2 separate regions of the Homo sapiens genome follow, and region 2 is linked to region 1. Evidence: chromatin loops called from intact Hi-C (ENCODE). Cell type or tissue: dorsolateral prefrontal cortex. All regions are shown on one strand.

The links. A loop is a pair of places that touch in the nucleus more often than their neighbours do. Peaks named below come from ENCODE experiments on the same cell type or tissue, not always from the same donor. Only the 100,000 strongest peaks of a DNase experiment are listed, where the experiment ranks them.
Region 2: a loop joins it to region 1, with 7 times the contacts of the local background. A loop is called at or near these places in 95 of 110 quality-filtered maps.

What each region holds. Positions count from the first base shown.
Region 1 is chr11:44,907,283-44,915,282 of GRCh38, reverse strand. TSPAN18 (tetraspanin 18) reads right to left here. Exons shown (of 10, transcript NM_130783.5): 5 at 5,384-5,578. Among named protein-coding and RNA genes, the nearest start is that of TP53I11, 40 kb to the left of the region's middle. RefSeq lists an enhancer at 3,420-4,276. In dorsolateral prefrontal cortex, CTCF peaks have their summits at 3,565 and 3,772 (motif pointing right); DNase peaks (open chromatin) are centred at 3,762 and 4,169; H3K4me3 peaks cover 622 bases; H3K27ac peaks cover 300 bases; H3K27me3 peaks cover 109 bases.
Region 2 is chr11:44,553,584-44,561,583 of GRCh38, reverse strand. No RefSeq gene overlaps it. Among named protein-coding and RNA genes, the nearest start is that of CD82, 8.1 kb to the left of the region's middle. RefSeq lists an enhancer at 1,785-2,421 and a silencer at 4,830-4,879. In dorsolateral prefrontal cortex, CTCF peaks have their summits at 4,526 and 4,741 (motif pointing left); DNase peaks (open chromatin) are centred at 4,457 and 4,783.

The sequences.
Region 1 (8,000 bases):
CCTGGCATTTCCATTTGGCTGGTGATGGATGGCCATCCGCTTCCATTACATGGGTCCTCTATGAGGAGCCCCTCCCCACCCTCTGCCCTCTCACTGGAGCCACTGGCAGGTCCCCAGGCTGGCAAGGAGCAGCCTCAGAAATGGTTTCCATCCACGGCAATGAGCTGGAGCTGGCGTGCCCACCAGCCTCGGCCTGGACAGTGATAAATAATGGACGAAGCAGATCACAGGCCTCGTGTACTCTGTGTGCCCGTCACTCTGGGATGTGTGTGTGCCATCCAGGATGACTGCGCATGGCTTCCACGAGGTAATGCAGGTGCGGTGCTTCTCGCAAGACCGGCATGACATGAGAGCTGCTCAGATGGTTACTTAGAGCCCAGAGGAAGCACATCCTTCCCGAAGACAAGTGCTGGTGTGGGCGGCTCTGGAAAAATAGCAATAGCTACCTGCTGAGTCCTTGCTACCCAGACACTGCGGATCTTACATGGATCATCTCATCAAGCCCTCTCATCTAGTGAGACAGATGCTATTATCAGCAACACCCCCATTTTACTGAGAGCGGATTGTGGCTGAGAGGAACAGTACTCGGCCCAAGCTGGCATAGCTGGTGGGCAGTACCTCTGGGACTTCACCCCAAGAACTCTGATTGCAGAACACAGCCTCTCATCACCATGTTACCCTGGAAGCCACAGGAGCCCCGAGGTCTTATGGTTTCTACATGGCCTGCAAAGCCTCCTGAGGCTCAGCACCAATTCTTCTAGTTTCCCATTTATAGAGTGCTTAGGCATCCCACAAACACAGCCAAGCAAAACATGCATTTCCCACTGGATCATGAATGCAACACTATGGCTGGGAAGGAAGTATGATTATCCTCATTTTGTATATGAGGAATCTAAGGTTTAGAGTGGTTAAGTGACCAGCCCCAGGTCATACAGCCAGGAAATGACAGAGCAGGAGTTAGAGCCCGGGCTTTTCTGACTCCAAAGTCCATGCTCTTAGCCAAACCTCTGCTACCACCTCCTCTCTGTTCCTTGGCTCCGGGGCTGTTTACTGAGCACCTGCTCTGTGCCAGGCACTGTGCTAGGTATTGGCAAATAAATGCATACAAGGCAGACTCAGTCCCCATCTTCATGGAGTTTCCATTGAGCTGAAGCATCAGGAGATGAGATATAAGAATAAACCTGGGAAGCCGTGGACTGGAGGAAGTGGGCCTCCCCAAGCCCAAGGCCTGGGCATGACTTGAGTATGTGGGAGTGTGAATCCTGTGAACCAAAGTGCAAGGCTGAGGTGCCCATGGCAGTCACAATGCCACCTCTGCCAACTCGCCCTTCTCCAGCATGAAAATGTCCTCCTGCTTAAGACAGTTTACCAGTGTTAAAGTCCTTTGGGGAATTCCCCTGGACCCAGCCATTCCTGGGGCTTCCCCTCATCAAGGCCTTTCCCAGGGTTTGCATCCCATTTGCCTAAGGACACCTTTGTCAGCCATTCCTGATCCTCTAATTTGCATCACTTTCCTTAGGATGGAAAAATTAGCAAAGGGGAGGAAACTGCTATGTTGTCTAGTTGGGAACATTTCCAGGCTTTTCTAACCCATCTGCTTATAGGCAATGTCTGCTCACAGTTCCCATTTCTAATAAATATTTACCAAATTTACATACTGCATGTACAATTCAGCTCATTTATCTTTTTTGAATATACTCATCTCTTTTTGCTGTTCTTTTTTCCAGTTGAGCTTGCCTTCATTATAAAATATTTTTAAAATTAGAATTTTTAAATAAGTTGGCTTAAAAAAATCCTTGAAATACTCAAAGGTAAGCAAATGAGAAAAAGGGATGCCACAAATTTTCAATAGGAGGCTGAAATTGTCCTATTGCATGTGAGTGCTGTAATACTGATCAACACGAGTATTTGGGAAATGGACCTTTAGATAGATAAATTGATCATTAGGTGGTCTGGTCATTAGACTGATTGTCCCCAGGTCCTGTAGGACTTCAGTCTCAGAGCAGAGGGAAGGGGACAGTCAGCCCCATCTCAAGGCCTCCTTGCTTTGTGAACCTTTGAGCCAGGTTTCCTGGGCTGACTAAAGTCACTCTTTTGGCCCCTCTCAAGACAAGCCTTCTCTCCTTTCTGACAGGCTGAGAAAGCAGTGAAAGGCTTCTAGAAGGATCCCAGAAGCTGCCAGGGGTGAGGCTCCATGCCCTCTTCGGTTGGAACCACCACACAGTTAGGTCCAGGTTCAGCCGGGAAGGGAGAAGTGGTTTTTCTTATTTTTTAGGGCATAAACCTTTTTGAAAACCTTCCAGAAACTTTGGTGCCTTTCTCTGGAAACACTCACAGAACCCCCCCAACCCCCATGCACACAACACACATGCACACACAACACACATGTGCACACACAGGCACATGTGCACATGCATATATATGTGCACCCACGCACACATGACACCCATGCACATGTAACGCCCATGCACGTATAACACCCATGCATGCATAACACCCATGCACATACAACACCCATGCACGTGTACATATGCACAAAGCAATGCACACATGTACACACAAACACACACGATAGAACACAACATACATGCACATACAACACACGTGCACATACACACTGTACCCATACACATGAGTATGCACACAATCCATGTATACACAATACACATACACAGGACCTGACATAACATAACATTTTGCATATAATTTTAGGTAAATTTTGGAGTCCATTCCAGGCTATCCAGAGCCTGTGGATAGCCCTGGTCTGGGAGCCAGAAGACCTTGATCCAAGCGTCCTTTGCCTCTGACCCACACTGTGACCTCAGGCTTGTGTGGGCGGGGCCCTAGAGAGGGGAGGGCAAGCAGGGGAAGTGGAGAGAGAGACAGGGAAACGGGGAGGGAGAGATCAGGACAGGGACAAGGAAAGGGCGTAGGAATAAAAACAGAGATCAAGAGAAAGACAAGGCCAAGTGTGTGGTGCCCGCCTGGAATCCCAACACTCTGAGAGGCCGAGGCGGTGGATCATTTGAGCCCAGGAGTTCAAGACCAGCCTGAGCAACATGGTAAAACCCTGTTTCTACAAAAAATACAAAAATTAGCTGGGCGTGACAGTACGTGCCTGTGTTCCCAGCTACTCGGGGGGCTGAGGTGGGAGGATCACTTGAGGCTAGGAGGTTGAGGCTGCAGTGAGCTGAGATCACACTGCTGCACACCAGCTTGGGCCACAGACTGAGACCCTGTCTCGAAAAAAAAAAGGACAGAGATGGGGAGGACAGAGGCAGAGAGGAAAGGGAGCTACACAGAGATAGGCAGAAAGAAGGGGGACAAAGGGAGAGAGGCGGGGGTGGGGAGGGGAAGGGGAAGGATCTGCCATCAGGCCTTGTCGAAGGGCCCCCAGCCTGGCAGCCAGGATCACCTCTCTCGGGAGGATCGTGGACACATCTCCTACCCCTGGGCCTCAGTCCTGCCTCGCATAGCACGGGAGGGAGGACGTCCTGGGGCGGCTGGCAGGTTTGCAGGCAGCCACTTACTGGAGGAGACTAGAGCCGCTCCAGCCTGCTCCCAGCCAAGAACACCAGCCTGGCTTCCTGTCTTGGCTTCAGAGCCGAGCCCATTAACAATGAATGAGTCCCTGGGGGCCGAGGTGAGGAGGGGGAAAGGGAGGCTGGGTCTGTTCTGGGACCCATATCCAAGCTCCTTTTAAAGTCCCCTCGGGCTCCCCAGCCAAGACTTCTGCGAGCACCGTGACAAGCTGTAGAGAATTGTCCACCAGGGGGCGCTCAAAGTTTTTCTTTGTTTCTCTTCAAATGAAGTCTGCAGTGTTTGCGCTGTTGAAGGACAAATAGGCCCAAGGCTCCTTGTCACTCATTTCGCAGCTGACTTCACTTCCTTTGGATGGGGAGCATCTCACCGGGACACAAATGGGGCCGTGCAGTGTGCTCTCGTCTGGGGAGGAGGTATGGTGCCAGGTCTCTCCTCCCAGCACTGCTGGTGCTGGCTTATCTACAGAACCTTGCAAGGGAGCCCCCCAGCCAACCAGCCCAGTTCTCCCTGTCATTTAACTCCGCCCACGAATTCGCCCATGAGGAGCATCCGCAAGCTTACCCAGACACACCCACGCTTCTCTAAACAGGGCTGTTTTTAACTTACCCTGTAGCGGGACTGGGCTCAGCCCAGAAGTTCTCCAAGTCCAGGACCTCTTAGAGAAGACCCATCCACCCAGCACAGGAAAGCAGGCGGAGGCCCCAAGCGCCACCACCCATGGGAATCCAGGAGACTCGAGAACGAGAAGACCCACTGCTTGTCTGGTTTGGCTGTGATCTATAGCTGAGCTGGTCGGCCCCCTCGTTTAACAAGAAGACATGGCTGCTCTGGGAGGTTGGGGAACTAGATGGGAGGCACACCCTTAGGGGATGGAGCAGGGAGTACCCTCAAACCAGGCCTGCCCACTGCCCAGCTCATCCGCACGGCTCGGCTGCCTCCCCTGTGCCTGTCTGTGAGGGAAGGGACCATCACTCCTGGTCCCCGACATATCTTCAGCACCCAGTGAACTACATGCGCATGATAGGAGTTCAAGGGCTACTTACTTGATGAATAAGAAACCTTCAGAGGCCATATCATACCGTTTCAGAATTGCATATCTACAAGGGGAAGGCCTCATCCACTAGGCATCTTAGCGATGTTACTAAGGAGTTATATATTAGAGTTTTTAATAGCAAGCAAGTGGAAAAACATCAAGGTCAATGTCAGTGCTCTCAGCTGACCATGCCTTGGAGAAACCTGGTTGTTCAGACCTGGATGCCAAGGCCCCCGCCATCTGGGCCAGCTCACCCACTGCAGGCACGGGCCCACTGCAAAAGCAGGCTCTGGAAGCTGGGGCCACCAAGGCAGATGGAAAAGGCTGGGGACCGCCCCACCCCTGGAGGTGGACCTATGTGGCACAAACCTTATTCTGAGTTTCCTGGCATGCGGACACAGACTAGGTGTGTGTTAAGCCAAGGGTCCTGGATTGACTGCAGGAAAGCAGCAAAATGAAGTGGGAGAGAGGAAGGGCTACCCCAGGGAGAAAACAGGTCCCAAAGGCATGGGAAGAGGCAGCCTGAGGCACTGCAGGGGCCCTGACCTAGCGTCTGTATCATCCCCTCTGCTGCCAACTCCATGGGACTCTGGGCAAGTTGCTGAATGTCTCAGGGTTTCAGGACCATTGACTACCAAATGAGTGGGGTCAGACGTGCTCATCTCCATGATCCCTTCTGCTTTGACAGCCCGCCCCAGTTTGGGAAGCACTGGTCTGAATGGAAGCCAGGCAGGGCCTGGGAGTCTGCAGCCAATCCCTGACACCCCTCAGAGCACCCATGGATGGGGTGGGGGCTGGGGTACTCACAAATAGCAGCAGACACTTGTTCTCACGGACGGCCCCGCAGCAGCCCAGGAAGCCGAGCAGAAAGAGCAGGCCCCCCATGGCCAGGAGGATGTAGGCGCCCGTGAGGAGCAGAGGATTGGCAGCCACGATCTCCCGGAAGCCGGTGGGGTCCACCATGACCCAGATGCCGATGGCCAGCAGGCAGGCCCCGCCCAGCTGCTCGGGCCAGTGGAGGAGTTGGGAGGAGAAACAGGCAGAAAGGGAGGTTAGGCACTTCTGACCCACCACTCCCCTGAGCCAGCCCCAGGGTCAGAGGCATCAAGCACTAGGTGAGCCAGGCAGGAATTCACCTGCGGCGAGAGCCAGTGAGTCCCAGCCGCACCTTGAATTGCTTTTAATTTTTCTAGCTGCCGTGACCTTAAGTGCAACACGCATCCTCTAAATCCAATTTCCGACCCAAGCCCCACCTCGGGCTGTATCACATAAAGGCTATTTGCCAATTTTATCTTCTCTTGAAATGTCAGACCTGTAGGATTAGGAGGTCATCTAGTCCAACCCTCTGATTCCATACAGAGGGAACCAACAACTTGCTGAAGGTCACACAGCAAGTTCATGGCAGAGTCAGAGTTTGGTCGCAGGCCCCCTGACTCCAGCCTCAACACCCTAAACAAAGGTCCATGAACATGCTCTGAGTCAGCCCTATGCTGTGTTTGCACCACCCATGCTAGGGGCTGGGAAGACACAGACCAAGTCATCGTCATTGTCCCCCATGGGACTCTCAGTGAGGTTCCAACTTGAGAGTGGGCTCCCCACTCTCAAATCCATAGCTCAAAAGATTTCTTATTTATGTCTCCATCAACATGGGCTCTCTATGCCTTATTTATCTTTGGAAAGAGGCAGCGTAGTCTAGAGAGAGAGCTGTGCCACTTATTAGTTGTGTGACCCTAGGCAAGTGTCAAAATCTGTCTGAGCCTTTTAGCTTCCTTGTGGTCAAAAGAAGACTCAAACACCTTCATCCTAAGGCAGCCCTAAGGAAGAAAGGATAGAAGGCGTTTAGCAGATTTCAATAAATATCTGCTCCATTTTTCTTTTTCTTTCTTTCTTTCTTTCTTTCTTTCTTTCTTTCTTTCTTTCTTTCTTTCTTTCTTTCTCCTTTCTCTCTCTCTCTCTCTCTCTTTCTTTCTTTTTTGAGACAGTCTTGCTCTGCTACCCAGGCTGGAGTGCAGTGGCGGGATCACATCTCACTGCAGCCTTGACCTCCTGGGCCCAAGTCATCCTCTACCTCAGCCTCCCAAGTAACTGGGACTACAGGCACATGCCACTACACCCGGCTAATTTTTGTATTTTTCTATAGAGACTGAATTTTGCCATGTTGCCCAGGCTGGTCTCAAACTCCTGGGCTCAAGTGATCCTCCTGCCTTGGCCTCCCAAAATGTTGGGATTACAGGTGTGAGCCACTGCGCCCAGCCTATTCCATTTTTCTTGGGCACAGATAAGTATTAGAAGCAGATCTGTTGTGGGAAGAACCAAAGTTTGGCACCATGGGATTTGCGGGCTGTAAAGTATTTGAAATCCCTTTGTGTGGTGGGAGGACCGGAGGCCCAAGAGGCCTGTGTGAGGGTTGACAGCTGGGCGACAGGAAAACTGCTGGGCTTTGGCTTGGCTGAGCAGGACTGCAAGCTGAAGAGAGCTGATGGCTTTGGGCAAGGGGCATTTGTAGGCGACCTTAGGGCAGGAGTCCAGTGGAGAGGCCTGAAGGACCCAGCAGGGGAAAGAGAAGGAAAGACTTAACAGGCATGGCCAGCGACAGGGTTTCCATTTTTGCCATCTGCTGTGCAGTGTCTCTCTCCTTTTTTTTTTTTTTCTGAGACGGAGTTTCACTCTGTTGCCCAGGCTGGAGTGCAGTGGCACGATCTCGGCTCACCACAACCTCTGCCTCGCAGGTACAAACGATTCTCCTGCCTCAGCCTCCCGAGTAGCTGGGATTACAGGCACCCGCTACCACGCATGGCTACTTTTTGTATTTTTAGTAGAGATGGGGTTTCAACATGTTGGCCAGGTTGGTCTCGAACTCCTGACCTCAGGTGATCCACCCGCCTCTGCCTCCCAAAGTGCTGGGATTACAGATGTGAGCCACTGCACCCAGCCTGTGTCTCTCTCGTTGGTCTCCCGCACAACCTCCAGGAAAATCTGTGCCTCCTTATTGCTGTTGGAGATTTGGGGATTCAGCAACTGCATGCTAAACACTTCAAGGAGGGCCCAGCTCCATTTCGGGTGGGAACACTGGGGCTGGAGGAAGGATGAGCTGGCTCAGGGTCACCCGGCTTGGAAGGTGGTGACCTTGGGTCTAGAATTCAAGTCTGCAAGGCTTGAGGCTTTTTAGGATTATAAGGCAGGGAAGAGAAGCTAAGAGAGTTGCTGAAGTGTATATTTTTTAAAAAGACACAAAGATATAGAGGTAGAGATAGAGAGGGAAAGATAGACACTGAGAGAGACAGACGGTCAGTCCTGGCCAGAAAGAGGACCCCTCTTTCAAGAGCCTGCCCTGAAGGACATGAGTGGAGGTTTATTCACCCAGGTCTTGGCTGTACTAAGATCAAAGCCTGAGGCTGGACCAGGAAAGCCTGTGGGGGCCCAA
Region 2 (8,000 bases), 350 kb after region 1:
GGGATTCAGTTTCCAATACATTCAAACCATAGCAGAGTCATTCACTGAAATATCACATTGGGTTGGCTCCCTCAGCATTGTCCCTATCCCCTCTCTTCCAGCAGAAGGCAAGCTTTGTCATGACTCACCTTGGGCATTTTGCCAGGCAGAAAGCGCAGACACTTCTAGTGAGACTCTACCTCTAGTCCATTCTAGAGGTGGAGCCAGGAGTTCTGGAGGTGGGAAAAGGGGTGAGAAGAACCACCCTAGAAAGCCTTGAGAGAAGATATCCATGGCCAACTTGGAGATGGGGAAGACGGTGGTGTGGCAAGACCTCAGAGAGGTATGGCTATAGGATTGCCAGGCTCTCAGAAGATTCCCCCACCCCAAAGGTGGAAGATGAACAGCTGAGCAGGAGACTTCAAAGAACTTGTAGGCAAGAACATGGGGGCCAGTTCCCTGTTAGTGTCTGGGCCTAGGTTAAGGCCCCAAGACTTTTGCACATCTCTGGTGGAGGAAGGTAAAGAGAATGAGTGCGGGTATCTGTTTCCTACTGTTATGTAACAAACCATCCCACTCATTTATTTTGCCCATAAATCTGCAGTTTGGGGTGGGCTCAGCAGCAACGGCTTATCTCTGCTCTACGCAATGTCAGGTGGTTCAATTGGAGGTTGGGGATCCATTTTCAAGATGGTGTACTCACACACCTAGCAAGTTGGCACTTGCTGCCAGCTGGGAGGTCAGCCAGAGCTGTGGAGGCCTTTGGTCCTCTCCATGAGGCTGCTCCACAGGTTGCTTGAGCTTCTTCATAATTTGGCTGCCGGTTTTGAAGAACAAAGACTCACTTAGAAGTGCATGGCATTTTGTGACCTAGCCTTAGAAGTCATATAGGATCACTTCCTTTGCATCCTATTAGTAGAAGCAGTCACCAAGGCCCTGGTTCAAGAGCAGGGTACATAGTCTCTTTCTTAACCAGGGGGTAACAAAATTCTAGAAGAGTTTTCAAGAAAGGAGATATTGTTGCAGCCATCTGTGAAAAATACAATCTGCCCCAAGCGAGTCCTCAGAATGACTGGAGGAGGGTTTCTCTGATGGGAGCTGAGAGTTCAAACTCAATTGATTGTTTTAAAAAATGGTATACAGTATGTATCACACAAGCATTTGTGCACAAATGAATAAGAAGTTCAGCAGTGGACAACTGGTCTTGAGTAGCTGGATGTCTTTTTTTTGTTTTTTTTTTAGATGGAGTCTCACTCTGTTGCTCAGGCTGGAGTGTGGTCGTGCGACCTCGGCTCACTGCAACCTCTGCCTCCCAGGTTCAAGTGATTCTCCTGCCTCAGCCTTGTGAGTAGCTGGAACTACAGGTGTGTGCCACCACGCCCAGCTAATTTTTTTGTGTTTTTAGTAAAGACTGGGTTTCACCATGTTAGCCAGGATGACCTCGATCTCCTGACCTCGTGATCCACCCACCTCGGCCTCCCATAATCCTGGGATTACAGGCGTGAGCCACCGCGCCTGGCCTAGTAAGTGGATGTCTTAAGATCTTTCTTCAAGAGTCCTCAGAATAGAGTTAGCACTTCCCTCCCTAAACCTGCACTGTTTCCTTAAAGTTACAAACTTAAAAATTGCACTCATTTAATCCTGATAGCAACAACCCAGTGAGGCACATACTATTATGAGGCCCATTCCCAAGATGTGGAAATGGAGCACTCAGATGCTAAAGTCATACAACTAACAAGTGATGGAGGAAAGTGAAGTTGCAGCTTATATATAGCTAACCCAATTTTCAGTTCCTGAAATTGAGCCCTAGGGGAAAGGCCCAAGTTGGGACCCAGTGAGCGCCCAACACTGAATCGCAAAAGCTCGCACTGGATCAAGGAGGTTCCCCAGGGCCTTGAAGGGACCCTGCTTCCTGCTTACAGAAAGAAGGCTGGCCCCAGAAAGCTGGGCTCCAGCACTTGCTTGGCATAACCCCGCCCTATCCTCTGTCCTCTTGCCGAGTCTCAGGCCAGGAAGTGGTTAATAGCACTTTCCCACACTTTCTGTTTCCATTTCTCTATTCCTGAACACAGTCATTCCTGCATTTGAATGGGCTCAGCAGGACCACCGACCTTTATTTTTTTCTCCAAAGCACTTAAAGGGGATTGGAACTCTAAGCCCATTATAGCTGGGTTGTAGCTGAGGACAGGGGCTGAGTTCCCACAGAAGACACTGAGCCATTGATTTGTTCCTGTCTCAGTCATTTCAGAAAGATCAGTGAGGCCCCTGCTCAAATCCTGCCCTGCCGCCTACTACATCTGAAGGTCCAGGGGTTACTCTTCAGGGGGCTTTTAGCCCCTGTACATTGCCATGTTGCCATAGCAACTACGACACTAATAATGGCAGCCACCGTTTTAAAAGTAAGCTGTAAAATAACTAATTTAAATATATTTAACTAATTTGATAACTAGCATTTGCGTAGCACTTTACATATTCTAAAGCTTATTTATATTTATCTTACAACTGTGGCACTTGGGTAAGTCTTTGAAACTATTAAATCATGTCCCCCCCTCCCCAAATTCCCTGTTCTACCCGTTTATTTTTCTTTTTAGGCATCAGCTTAAACCCATGGTAGGGTTATATACATCCCAATATATGTCATTTGTTTATAATAGATATGTATGTACTATTTTATTAGCCATTTTGCATAATATGAACTATGCACAAAGACAAATATTTTATTTTATTTATTATTATTATTATTATTATTATTTTTGAGACAGATTCTCACTCTGTCGCCCAGGCTGGAGTGCAGTGGTACAATCTTGGCTCATTGCAACCTCTGCCTCCTGGGTTGGAGCAATTCTCCTGCCTCAGCCTCCCAAGTAACTGGGATTACAGGTGTGTTTCACTCACGCCCAGCTAATTTTTTTGTATTTTTAGTAGAGACGGGGTTTCACCATGCTGGCCAGGCTGGTCTTGAATTCCTGACCTCAGGCAATCCACCCACCTCGGCCTCCCATAATGCTGGGATCACAGGTGTGAGTCACTGCGCCTGGCCAAAAAACAAAAATTTTAAATGATAATTATTTAAAATATTGTATATATATATCTATAAAATAAACAGAAAGCAGTCCTATTATTTTCTCCTTGAACCCCAGCGGATCACATTGGAGACCATCGGCCACGCCTTTAGGGAGGGATTTTTGGAAGAGCAAAGCAGAAGAAAGGGGACTACTCTGGGCAGCGCTTTTTCAGTCTCCAGATAGAAGCACACCTTGGAGCTGTTGCAGGTTCCTTTCCCAACCACCACACTGAAGCGAATATTGCAATAAAGTGAGACACACAAATTTTTTTGGTTTCCTAATGCATGTAAAAGTTATGTTTACCCTCCACCATAGTCTATTAAGTATGCAATAGCATGTCTAAAAAATGTGCATACCTTACTTAAAAACTGTTGATCCTGGCCAGGTGTGGAGGCTCATGCCTGTAATCCCAGCACTTTGGGAGGCCGAGGTGGATGGATTACCTGAGGTGTGGAGTATGAGACTAGCCTGGCCAACATGATGAAACTCTGTCTCTACTAAAAATACAAAAATTAGCTGGGTATGGTGGCGGGCGCCTGTAATCCCAACTACTCAGGAGGCTGAGGCACGAGAATTGGTTGAACCCAGGAGATAGAGGTTGCAGTGAACCGAGATCACACCACTGCACTCTGGGAAACAGGGCGAGAGATTCAGTCTCAAAAAAAAAAAAAATTGATCCAAAATTCTGACAAAAAGTGAGTGCATACTGTTGGAAAAATGGCACGGACAAATTTGCTCAGTTCAGTTGCCACAAACCTTCAATTTGTAAAAAACACGTTATCTGTAAAGCGTAATAAAAAGCAATGTATGCCTGCACTCATAAGCCCCTGAGATGGATGAGGAGGTGCTGCAGAAAGGGGAACTCTCACAGCTGTTCTTCGGTGGAGCTGCACTATATCAGTGGGGAGATCTTTCCCTGAATCAGGCCTGAGATCTAAAAGAACACACCTGTGGCCCAAGAAGCTGATGGTGTAGACGTTCTCTCCCTTATACAGTTGAGAAGGCCAAGGCTTAGTTGAGTTGAAAAAGTTTTGAATTTGTGGCCAGCATTTAAAAATTGGGGAATTTTATGTTGATTTTTAGATGTATAGGGATAGGGACATCTGAGCCTCCTGCTGTGCCTTCCAACGGGGCCACAGCGGATGGACCTGAGTTGTGGCTGACCTCTTTATTTGCGACATATGACCTCCAGCTGGCTACAGTCCCCACTGTGCCTATGGCTCATCTAGCCTGCTTCCCTCATTTTTGTGACCTGCCTGGTTCCCATGGGGAACTGAGTTTGCAATCCGGGGAGCAATACTGGCTGAATTCATGTTCATATTGAGAGCATTCTGAGTAGCTGGCAGGGCCACACAGACCTTAGCGGGAAGACAGGGACACCACTTTCCAGGATGATCCCTGTGAAAACTGCCATGTTTGCACTGCCCTCCTCTGTGAGACATGGTTTAGCTCAAGTCCTTGCTCTGGTAACTTTCCAACATGTGACTTTGGGCACATGTGACCTTCACCTCTCTGGGTTTGTTTCCTCACTGCTTACGCTGCAGGCAATGCACATACAATATTTGCTACTTTAGGGCTATGAGATGCACTAGTTAGTTGTGTCCAAGTCATTCCTTTTACCAACAGAAATGAAGAGAAAGAGGAGAAAAAAATAAATAAAACCAAAAACCTCATCACTCTTTTCTCCAAAATGAGCATTTATCGCCCTCTGGTGTCCACCACAGCGCTCAGTGCAGCCAATTAAGAGCGGCTTGAAGGCCGGGCGCAATGGCTCATGCCTGTAACCCCAGCATTTTGCGAGGTTGAGGCGGGCAGATCACCTGAGGTCAGGAGTTCAAGACCAGCCTGGGCAACATGGTGAAACCCTGTCTGTACTAAAAATACAAAAATTAGCCGGGTGTGGTGGCATGAGCCTGTAATCCCAGCTACTCGGGAGGCTGAGGCAGGAGAATTGCTTGAACCCAGGAGGTGGAGGTTGCAGTGAGCCGAGATCACCCCACTGCGCTCCAGCCCAAGAGACAGAGCAAAACTCCGTCTCAAAAAAAAAAAAAAAAAAAAATCAGCTGGCACGGTGCCTCACGCCCATAATCACAATCCCAGCACTTCGGGAGGCTGAGGAGGGCAGATCACCTGAAGTCAGGAGTTCAAGACCAGCCTGGCCAACATGGTGAAACGCCGTCCTTAGTGAAAATACAAAAATTAGCTTGGCGTGGTCATAGGTGCCTGTAATCTCAGCTACTTGGGAGGCTGAGGCAGGAGAATCGCTTGAATCTTGCAGACAGAGGTTTCAGTGAGCCGAGATCATACCACTGCACTCCAGCCTGGGTGACAGAGTGAGACTCTGTCTCAGAAAAAAAAAAAAAAAAAAAGTTGGGGGCTTGGAGATGAAAGACTTGGAGGCAGGGGAATAGGGGCTGCCCCATTCCTCATGGTCTCAGTTTAATCCCCCTGGCTGCAGGGCCAGGTGAGGGCAGACATGGAATTAGGTCTCTACGCCAAGTTTCAACTGCAGACACCCACCCAGCTCAGATAAGGACACTTTTGAGGCGTGGGATTTACAAGCCAATGAGACAGCTGGCCTAAAGTCACCGCATTTAATAATCATGATGAAATAACATTAAACACAGTAGGTATTAGTTATAAGCATGGCAAGTGAAATCTAGTTGTTTTTGCAGAAAAATTTTATTTAATGGCTCTTGCAAAGTCCCCTGAATTGTTGAGCATGGGGCTGGGGTTGGCTGGAGAGTCACAGCTTCTGTGAGGTTATACTGCAGTAACAAAGAACTCCCCAAATCTCATTGATTTATATCAACAAAGGCCCTATTCCCCACTTATGTTACATGGCCGCTAAAGATTGCTGTGGGTCACGTGAGACTCTGCTTCATGTGTCTTTGTTATTCCCAGATCCAAGATGGAAAATCCGTCCCTATTTAGGGTCTTCTCATGGGACAGAAAAGAAGAAGCAGTGGTCAAGCCGCTTGGTGGCTCTCAAAGCTCCTGCTTAGATGTGGTATCTGTCATTCTGCCTACATGCCATTTGTTAAGGCAAGTTATGAAGCTGAGCTCCATATCATGGGCAGAGAAGTGTCCTCCCAGAGGGAGTTGTTGCCAGTCACATGACAATGGGCGGGGCTGTCTAATCTTACAGGGATGGGAAGGGACTCATTGGAGAAAAGGAAAACCCATACCAGTTCCTCTAGCACTGATAGCTGGATTCTGGGGAGCAGAGCTACCAGGTACATCAGTTACAAAGACACTGAATGCCACAAATCATGCTTCATAGTAGCTCTCATTCAACTGTATTTCACTTCTGCATTTCACAAATTATTTATTGAGTGCCTCCTGTGTCCTGGATGATATTCTAGCACTGAGGATATAGCAGTCAATGCCTTTGCCCTCTTGAATATATATTTGGATACCTATTATATATAATATTTATAACATATTATATATAACTTATATGTAAATAAAAATATGTACATATTTGCCATCATGATTTGAAAAAATATTTACCCAAAATTTACTTTTAGTGTGTTCAAGTAGCTGTAACAAAATACTTTAGACTGGGCAATTTATTAACAGTAGAAATTTATTTCTCATGGTTCTGGAGTGTGGGAAGTCCAAGACTGAGGTACCAGCAGATTGGCATCTGGTGAGGGCCCACTCTTTGCTTCCAAGATGGCACCTTCTAGCTACATCCTCACATGACTGAAAGGGCTAACAAGCTCCTTGGGCCTCTTTTAAAAGGGTGCTGCTCCCATGCACAGAGGTGAAACCTTCATGACCAAATTATCTCCCAAAAGCCCTATCTCTTAATACCATTGCATTGGGGAGTAGGTTTCAACATATGAATTTCAGGGGACACAAACATTCAGACCATAGCACTGACTCATGAACAGAAAGCCTGCTCTAATGATTTCACACAAAAATGGAGGCTAGACCATTTGGGCTGTGGGTGGATACTGCAAGAAGACACGTGACTCTAAGTTGTATCTCAGTAGTTCTTCCGGGAGGTCTGCATCCAATGTTCACGGTGTAGTGTGTAACCACCACTATAGGCTCATTCTCTTTTCTCTTTTTTTTTTTTTTTTTTGAGACAGTCTCACTCTGTTGCCCAGGCTAGAGTGCAATGACACAATCTTGACTCACTGCAACCTCCACCTCTGGGGTTCAAGCTATTCTCCTGCCTCAGCCTCCTGAGTAGCTGGGATTACAGGTACCCATCACCACACCCGGCTAATTTTTGTATTTTTAGTAGAGACGGGGTTTCACCATGTTGGCCAGGCTGGTCTCAAACTCCTGACCTCAAGTGATCCGCCTGCCTCGGCCTTCCAAAATGCTGGGGTTACAGGCGTGAGCCACTGTGCCTGGCCTACCATAGGCTCATTCTCATTATTAGGTGTAACTGTTGCCTAAGAAAGAGGAAGAGCCTGTGGAGGAAGCAGATGAGCCAGGAGACCTGGGAAATTTAAGCACTCATAGAAATATTCAGCAATGAAAGAAATGCACTCGTGAGCCTCCATTTGGCCCTTGTGTGACTCTGCATACTGTGCATATTTTTTTCATGAATAAGAAAGTAAAGAATGGTTATAAAAGTGTTGTTGGTTCTGGAATACACCACCACATTTCCTGAGCACAACAGGTGTTTTCTAAAAACCTAGAGAAACAGATTAAGTGGTAGACAAAAAACCATCATCCACCAAAGAGTTCCTAAGCCGGCAGACACACAAACCCACTAATGACTCCATTGAGGGTTGGGTAATTAGGCGATTGGTGTTTCAGATGCTCTCTATTATGCAGAAGTCCTCAGTGGATTGTAATACTGTGTATGTTTGTATGATATTGGATAAATCGATTGGGATGTTTGGATAGGTTAGTATTATGTCCTAAATGCTTATGTCCCCTCTAATATTCACATATTAAAACTCTAACCTTTAGTGTGGCTGTTTTTGGAGA